Linked DNA regions of Mus musculus: regions 1 and 2 are each linked to region 3. The links are chromatin contacts, found by Hi-C or POLR2A ChIA-PET in ENCODE. All regions are on one chromosome and are shown on one strand. Each heading gives the region's core, a stretch centred on a gene start or an enhancer-like site at or near the end of the contact. The rest is flanking DNA. Distances are from core to core; before and after follow the strand shown. Region 1 overlaps St3gal2 (ST3 beta-galactoside alpha-2,3-sialyltransferase 2). Region 2 holds the start of Exosc6 (exosome component 6). Region 3 holds the start of Ddx19a (DEAD box helicase 19a).

What was found. A loop is a pair of places that touch in the nucleus more often than their neighbours do. ChIA-PET counts read pairs that join two places held with the same protein, here RNA polymerase II (POLR2A).
Region 1: POLR2A ChIA-PET joins it to region 3 with 14 read pairs in Patski. The contact joins the enhancer-like site here to the promoter of Ddx19a in region 3. POLR2A ChIA-PET finds 5 or more read pairs at or near these places in 2 of 5 experiments (Patski and embryonic stem cell).
Region 2: POLR2A ChIA-PET joins it to region 3 with 16 read pairs in Patski. The contact joins the promoter of Exosc6 here to the promoter of Ddx19a in region 3. A Hi-C loop is called at or near these places in 6 of 37 maps with a recorded cell type or tissue (T-helper 1 cell, T-helper 17 cell, left cerebral cortex and 3 more). POLR2A ChIA-PET finds 5 or more read pairs at or near these places in 3 of 5 experiments (Patski and embryonic stem cell).

The regions. Positions count from the first base shown.
Region 1 is chr8:110,943,076-110,945,775 of GRCm38, reverse strand. All of the region lies in intron 1 of St3gal2 (ST3 beta-galactoside alpha-2,3-sialyltransferase 2), which reads right to left. Gm39251 (a long non-coding RNA gene) reads left to right here. Exons shown (of 4, transcript XR_001778654.2): 2 at 265-362; 3 at 910-1,050. Among named protein-coding and RNA genes, the nearest start is that of Gm39251, 4.6 kb to the left of the region's middle. Within about 2 kb of position 1,274, at least 1 of the 3 ENCODE cell types and tissues checked has a DNase peak (open chromatin) inside an H3K27ac peak, as active enhancers do.
Region 2 is chr8:111,054,976-111,057,675 of GRCm38, reverse strand. It overlaps Exosc6 (exosome component 6), which reads right to left and starts at 1,337. Exons shown (of 1, transcript NM_028274.4): 1 at 12-1,337. The coding sequence starts at 1,305. The coding sequence ends at 484. Aars (alanyl-tRNA synthetase) reads right to left here. Exons shown (of 21, transcript NM_146217.4): 21 at 2,107-2,657. The coding sequence ends at 2,472.
Region 3 is chr8:110,996,551-110,999,250 of GRCm38, reverse strand. Ddx19a (DEAD box helicase 19a) reads left to right here and starts at 1,428. Exons shown (of 12, transcript NM_007916.2): 1 at 1,428-1,584. The coding sequence starts at 1,528.

The DNA of each region.
Region 1 (2,700 bases), core at 25-2,524, 53 kb after region 3:
GGCCGGGGTTGTGGCTTGTGGCAAAAGACTTTAGTGTATCTGATGTCCTGGTTCAATCCTGAGCCTGGGTACCCATAGGCTTGAATTAGCTGACGATGAGAAACATGGAAACATAAATTAGGGTCATGATGTATCAAAATGTATCGAAATGTATCAAAATGTACCCTGTATCTTCCCTGCAGAAAAAAAAAAGTCAGGGGAGAAAAGGAAACTTTCTTTTCATATGCTCTATGCCTGGTAGCTCACAATCAACTGTAACTTCAGCTTCCAGGGATGTGACATTCTCTTCCGACTATGTACCCGGGAGCGCGCACACACATGCACACACCCCGCCCAGGCACACCTACAATTTTTAAAGTAAAGTAAGTCTGTTTGTTTGTTTGTTTGTTTGTTTGTTTCAGACAGGGTTTTTCTCTGTGTAACAGAGCCCTGGCTGTCCTGGATTCACTTTGTGGACCTCGAATTCACTGAGATCTGCCTGTCTCTGCCTCCGCCTCCTGAGTGCTGGAATTAAATGTGTGTGTTACCATGCCCAGCTAAGTCTTTTTTAAAAGGGGAGAAACACTTGTGTCCCTTACTTTGGTGATCAAATTATTGGAATAAGACACTCCGAGGGGTTGGAGTTATCCCCCCATTCCCCAGGAAGCTCCTACAGAGAGAAAGACTGGGAAGGCTTCAAGCCTGGCACTAGCCAGAGTAGGAACCTGTCTCCCAGAAAGAGATGTCCGCCATGCTGATAGCTGGTCAGGCTACCTGGTAGAGAGACCACTCAGTGCCGGCAGGGTTAACTTGACTGGGTTCCACAGCTGTGCATCCTAACTTTGGCCCTCTACTCACATTTAAACAACGGGAACCAAGACAAACTTGGGGGGAGGGAGTGGTCACTGGATCTCTTTGTCTTTTTCCCAGTGTGGCCATACTGAATGAATCTCCTCTTCCTGCTTTTAACTGGCTAAAAAGGGTGCCATACTGAGCCTGGCTCATTAGGGCTGCCAGGTACTGGTGCTAGTGCCGACAACACCCAGCTCCGGAGACACCGCCTTTGCTCAGGTAACTTCCCTTTGTTACTGCTGACCACACTTGACTTCCAAGTAACTATAAACACAGTCTCTCGCCTCTCCGGACCTCTCTCTTTCCTTCTGCTTTTTACTGAGTCTCTCCTTGCGTTCTGAAGGGTCTGGCCTCTGCTTCTTCTTTCTGTGCACCCTGTCTTTTCCAGGCCAAGAGCCTGCATTCCTGTGGCATGCCTACACAACACTTCAGTCTTTAGCCATCACCTCTTGCATGAGGCCAAGGTCACACTCGTGATCATAAACAGCATCCAGAGATCTCAAAACCAGGCTTGTGTCCAATCATACCTCACCCTCTTGGGATATGAACTCATTTGAATCACAAGTGATATCTAGCCCACATTTATTGAGTCTAAACTAGAACTACAAGAGAGAGAGAGAGAGAGAGAAAGCTAGTTACACCTCTCTCACTTAAAATATAAAATCTATGGCCTGAACTATAGTCAGTCTCAGGCCAGTCTGAGCTACAGTGAGACTCCATCTCAAAATTAAATATATTAACTTAAAGGCATAGTAACTGTATTACTTAATCCACCATCTCTTCCTACTGTGTGACCCAGTATAGTCGTAGACAGATCAGGCATTAAGGCGGCTAGAGAGAGAGGTAACTGTTAAGAGCACTGGTTGCTCTTCTAGAGTACTTAGGTTCGGTTCACAACCCTCCGTAACTCCAGTTCCAGGGATCTAGTGGTCCCAGCACAGCACACATGTGATACAGACACACAGGCAAAATACCCATACAGATTAAAAAAAAATATTAGAATAGGCATCAATAAATGTTTACCCAACTATCTATCATCTCTGTATAAAAAACCTTACACTACAAGAATCAGAAAAACACTGACTACAAAAAGTTTTGAAACCTTATTTGGAGGTAGGGCTTTGTCACCAAGGACGCTCCTGAATTGCTCAGCCTCCTGCTTCTCCTTCCCAAGTGCTGGGACTACAAGGAGGGCTAAGACACTTGTGGATTTATATATGCCAAACGAGTCCTCTATCAACCTAAGGACACCCCAATTACACCCCATTTTTAGTTGCTGAAACAAAGTCTCATGGTGGCCTAGAACTTACTATGTAGTTGAGGTTAACCCTGAAATCCTAGGATCACAGGCATGTGCTGGCAGGTCCATCTGAAATATTCTTGTAAGTAGGAAGATACGAATGGATAATTACACTCTGCCTCGCACTCGTGTGTCCCCAGAATACAGAAGGAAGAGTTTTCTCTAATTGTTTTTAATCACTTGGTAGTAGGGAGATACACATGCTAACCATAGCATCTAGCTATCGGCAGCAGCTTTTCCCCCAACAATTAAGACTAAGTTGCCCAGGAATGCTTCAAACTCAGGTCCTTCTGCCTAAGTCTCTTGAGGAGCTGGCATTAAAAAGAGATGGCTCCTCTATCCACTTAAGCTCAAAGCCTTCCAACCTAGCAACATCTGAATCCACATTCTGACATTGCCACTGGTCCCCCACGTAACCATTTGACCTCTCTGATCTCGACCCTTGTCTATAAGGTGAGACTGTCATCCTTTCAAAGGATGTCCTGAAACTATCAGAAGCCCAAGGCTCCCAGTACACCAACTGCCATCCTGGGTGGAGCAAACTGAGGACCACAGTTCATCTAGCTTCA
Region 2 (2,700 bases), core at 88-2,587, 59 kb before region 3:
CTCAACACACACCCAGTTCAGAACAGCATTGTTTCTAACTCTAGTATCAAGAAAAAACACAACAGATGTATTTCCAGTCATAAAATAGTTTTTATGTTTTACTCTGAGTAGTGAGAAGGCAAAGTCCCCTGGTCCATCCTCTCAAAAGAATCAGTTTATTATGTATTGGAGCCAATGGCTGGCCTGCACTGGGTCCATCTCCTACAAGACCATAGCCCCTTATCTCATTTACTAGGTAAATCCAGCCCAAGTCCTTTCCAACTTGGGAGTATGGCTGCTTTCAAATCTCTCCAACTGGATCGTGTTTCCAACGGCCTTTTAAACCTTTCCAACAGAGCTGTCCAGTGCTTTGGTTCTGTGCGCCCAACTGCCCCACTCTTCGTTTCTCAGCTCTGCGGAGTCAGGCGACCATCAGCGCTTGGTCCTTTAGGGAGAGAAGGGCGATAGCAGTCCTCGAATCCTCGTCGCTCCGGTTTTTTCCAATCAGGGTGGGGCGGCGGCACCCCTCCGGCGGGCAGCCCGCACCAAACACTGCTGCAGCACTGGGTAGAGGCGCTGGCAGCCCTCCAGGCCCAGGCGCACAGCATCGGTCCAACTCTCAGTCTGCCCGCCTTCCCCACTGCCCAGTAACCCGGCCACCTGATTGAGCACAGGCATGAGGGCCACCGTGAGACCGGCCGCGGAGTGCTCCTCCTCCAGCCGCGTGGGGTCCAGCAGCCAGGTCGGGGAGGGTCCCGGGGTGAGGCTCAGGCCGCAGCCCACCACCAGATCGTACATCTCCACTCCCGCGTCGGCCAGGGCGAGCGCGGCCGCGGTGAGCGCCGCGGCCAGCGCACAGCCGCCGTCCTCCAGCAGCAGCGCCGACACCTCGAGCTGAGCACGCGGGTAGCGCCCCAGGCGCACGGCGGGCTCCAGAGCCTCCTGTAGCGCCAGTCCCAGCTCGCGATCCTCCCCGCCGCCGCCCTGGGGCGCGCGACGCCGGCGACCGGAGAAGGGAGCGCGGCGGAAATCGCAGAGCAGGCGACCCCGGAGGGCAGCGGGAGCTTCCCCGCCCGCTCCCGCAGGGCCGCTGCCGCGCTCGCCGCCCTCGGCCTGCCGCGGACCGGACACGGCGCACAGCACCTTGGTCCCGCCCGCCTCCAGGTAGGCGGAGCCCTTGGCCTGGCTCAGCAGCCCGGCGCGCGCGTACACCGGGCGGAGCCGCGTCGGGTCGCGAGCAGCGGGCGTCTCGTCGTCTTCGGCCGCGTACAGCTGCGGCGGCTGAGACTCCTCCGGCCCGCGGATGCGGCGATGGTCTCCCGGCATGGCGGCTACCGGCGTGCGAGCTACTTCCGCCTGCTGGGCTGCCCTTGCGCACCCGGCTCTTCCGCTCGCTTAAAGATGCGCGCCCGCGCAGAGCCTATCGGGAGAGCGGTAGGTGTGCGCGCTGCCACCTAGCGGAGTGGAGGAAGAACGGCGAGGTATAGCTGGACTCCTATGCTGGTACTTTAGCTAGTCCTAAGGAACGGATCTGTTGTTATTCCTAGAAGTTTGCATTCAGACTGTTTCACATAAGCTTGCCCAAGGTGAGAGGTTTTTGTTTACTCGTGCAATTAGTCCTCTGGCTGCTTCAACACTTGTTTAATAAATGGACGGTATCTCTCTTTGTACAACTAGATATTTCTAACACTCTGAGGAACTGTCATAAGCAGACAGTATCTCTGCTTCCAGACCCTGCTGTTTGTAGATTCATACAAATTGCATTTTAGGGCTGGGCCAGGGTCTTGAACCTACTTTAGGTTAAAGCAGTAGGGGTGGGGCAGTTAGTAGGACACACCTACATGTTCATACTGCCTATATCAGTTGTCTGACCTCATATCAGCAGCCTCAAACAGGCATGTGGACAGGCATGGTGGAGGTTGTCCTAAGAGACTAAGAACAGTGGTTCTCCACTGGAAGCAACTCAGAATTATTTTCCTCCACCCTTCTATTGAATTTCCTGAACTTTCAGGAGTCTGGGAGTCTATTCGGTGATACCATCAACCAGAAACAGGCTGGAACCGTAACAGATATACAGGAGCCAGGGCTCACCTCAGGACAAGAAGCAGAGCGCATGACATCACCAAGTATTGCACATGGTCCTTTTTATTTTCTGCAGAGAAAAGGCTTCCTTCCTCTGCAGACCTAAAGCCTCAGGCTGGCAGAGTGACCTCATCTAGATGTGATCATGACGTTAAAAAGCATTCCTGGGTAGTGATTTTAGACAGATGGTGCTGACATGAATGGGCTCAGAGCAGTAATGGAGGGGGGCAATGAATCACAGGACAGCTCCAGGCGTGTTCCCATTACCGCTGGATCAGGACGGACAGGGCTGCTGAGAGGTCCCATGACTCCAATGTCTTCGTGGCGGGAGGAGAGCTCCTGGCTGAATTCCCGCCTTCGGACATGTCTGGTTGATGGCGAGTTGCTTTCCCGAGAGGGCTTCCCTCCCATCAGTTCTTCACATCTCCCAGACGGAGCTGGGCAAAGGAGGTAGCCAGCTGCAGTGCTTCCTGAAGGCAGCCCACGTTCTTGCCTGTGGCCTGGGCGGACATGTCCTTGCCACCGCCTTTACCATCCATCAGGCCTGAAACCTGCTGGACCCACTCGCTGGCTTTCAGTCCCCGGTTGGCTGCATTCTAGGAGATAGGAGGGGAAAATGGTAGTCAGAATGGGATTGAG
Region 3 (2,700 bases), core at 179-2,678:
TTCAAGAACAATCGAGAGCTACACAGAGAAACCCTGTCTTCACAAACCAAACCAAACCAAACCAAACCAAACCTAAATATCTTGCAAACCTAAGACAAGTCAAAACTTGAACTTCTTAATTGTTGTCAGACACTATGTCTTCTCTAAGAAGTATGTCCCAGCAGATACATGAAGAAATAGCCATGTTCTTGGTACTAGAATAGGTATGCTTGGTAGTGCAATTTCAAGAGGACAATGGGCAGTTAGACTCAAAATATATGCATTTTGAGACTAGGTCTCCTGTAGCAGAGACTGGCCTTGCACTCTCAATCTTCCTCCTACACCTCCCAAGTACTGGAGTTAAAAGTGTTCACTACCATTCCATTAAAATTTTGCACTATTTTAAGAGCATCCTTTTTGTGAAGTGCCTAAGTCATTCAAACAGCTTTACACAACTATCATGACTTAAAATGTATCCCAACAGAGGGAAAGTACTTCTCTTATCCCAGTATTTGGGAGGCAGAAAAAAAAAAAAAAAAGCCACGGGATACATGAAATTCTTGACTCAAAAAAAAAAACAAAAAAAAAAAAACAAAACTAAATACATATCCACACACATAGGATGTAACTCTGTTTTGTTTGTTTTTAATTGTTTTTTGAGACAGGGTTTCCTCTGTGTAGCCCTAGTTGTTCTGGAATTTGCTCTAGTGGCCTCTGCCTCCCAAATTCTGAGATTAAAGGCCTGTGCCACCTATGCTCAGATCATTTCATTCTTAGTTGTATGTATATGCATGTGTGTCTGCGACTGCAAAGGCCACTAGAGAGCGTTCTATTTTTTTAAAAAATATTTATTATTTATATGTAACTACACTGTAGCTGTCTTCAGACACACCAGTAGAGGGTGTCAGATGTCATTACGGTTGGTTGTAAGCCACCTTGTGGTTGCTGGGATTTGAACTCAGGACCTTCGGAAGAACAGTCAGTGCTCTTAACCGCTGAGCCATCTCGAGAGAGAGCGTTCGATCCCTTGTAATCTAGGTGTTGGAGATTATTAAGGAGGAAACCGAGTTCAAGGTAGCCTTGTTTTAAAACAAGATACCTAGTTTCAAAACCAAAAAATGGGTAAGTATTTTGGTTATGAAATGAAGCGATTGGGCGAGTACTAAGTAACTCTGCAGAGCTCTAGGACGTTAACTCAATTAGATCGCACCTAGCGAGATGGAATTTTTTTTTTTTTTCCTCCTCTTTTTAGCATTTCGAGACAGGGTTTCTCTGTGTGGCCCTGGCCGTCCTGGAACTCTCTCAGTAGATCAGGCTGGCCTCAAATTAAGAAATAAGCGACTCAGGACCTTAAAGTGCTAAGCTCCGCATGCTTATCTTCCTGGGGGCGGAGCGTGGGTGGAAGACGGACGCGCGGGGCAGGAACTGACGTCAACTCCGCGCGGGTCTTTTTCCGCTCCGTGTGAGTGGCACTTGGCGCGGGCTTGCGTTCGGCGCTGGTGTTGGCGGGGCGCGGAGCATCTCTGCAGGTCGGCTCGCGTCGGGACCATGGCCACCGACTCATGGGCGCTGGCGGTGGACGAGCAGGAAGCCGCTGTCAAGTCGGTCAGTGGCCTGGTGGGGATTAGGGGACTGAGGCGGACATGGTTTCCAGCACGGGGACCTCAGAGCCGGGCCAGCCCGCGCTCGCTGGAGTTTGCTGTGGGCGATCACTTAGCGCGGCGGATTTGCTCCGACAGCGAAGAAAACCCGCAGCGAGCTTCTTATCCGAGTTTGGACTGAAAAGTTGCTCCCATGGTGACATTGTCTTTATTAAGTGTGTGAGGCCCCAAACTGGCCCTTCTCTTGACCTCTTACAAGAAATGGCAACATAAAATTCTCTCTTTTTTTCGTTGTTGAGGGGTAGTTTTTGAGTGAGTTTATGCTGCCTTTCCCCTAACAGCCCCACATTCATGCTTAACCGCCAAGCGGCAGTTTGTAGCTCGCCAGAATAACGGGTTTTGTTTGTGTTAATGCTTCACTTAGCAACAAATGCAAACTGTCTAGTTGCTATTTTAAGTGTCGTATAGTTTTTGTTAGATTGTTTTTGTGTTTTTGGAGGGGTGCGTTGGTGGGTTCGAGACGGTGTAGCCCAGGTTGGCCTCTGACTTGCTAATTAGCTGAGACTGGCCTTGAGAGCTCTTGCATCCCTATCCCTCCGCCTCCTCTTAAGTGTATGAGTTACAGCTTTGCTGCCTGTGTTTTTGACACAGCCCAACTGGCTTCACTATTTACCTCGGGGTCGCCTCAAATACTTTCTTTTAATATCTTATGTTTTCTATGTGTGTGTATGGGTGTTTTGCCTGTTCGTATCTATGCACCACACTTGAGCCTACATATGTTAGAAGAGGGTTTTAGATCCCCTTGGAACTGGGATTTACAAACTGTTGTGAGCCACCATGTGGCGCTAAGAACCAAACCCTGGCCCTTCCGCAACAGCAGCGAGCTCTCTTAACTCTTAAACCAATTCAGCTGAAGAATGAGCAGTTGATTTTCTTTTTTTTTTTTTTTTTTTTTTTTTTTCCATTTTTTATTAGGTATTTAGCTCATTTACATTTCCAATGCTATACCAAAAGTCCCCCTTACCCACCCACCCCCACTCCCCTACCCACCCACTCCCCCCCTTTGGCCCTGGCGTTCCCCTGTACCGGGGCACACAAAGTCTGCGTGTCCAATGGGCCT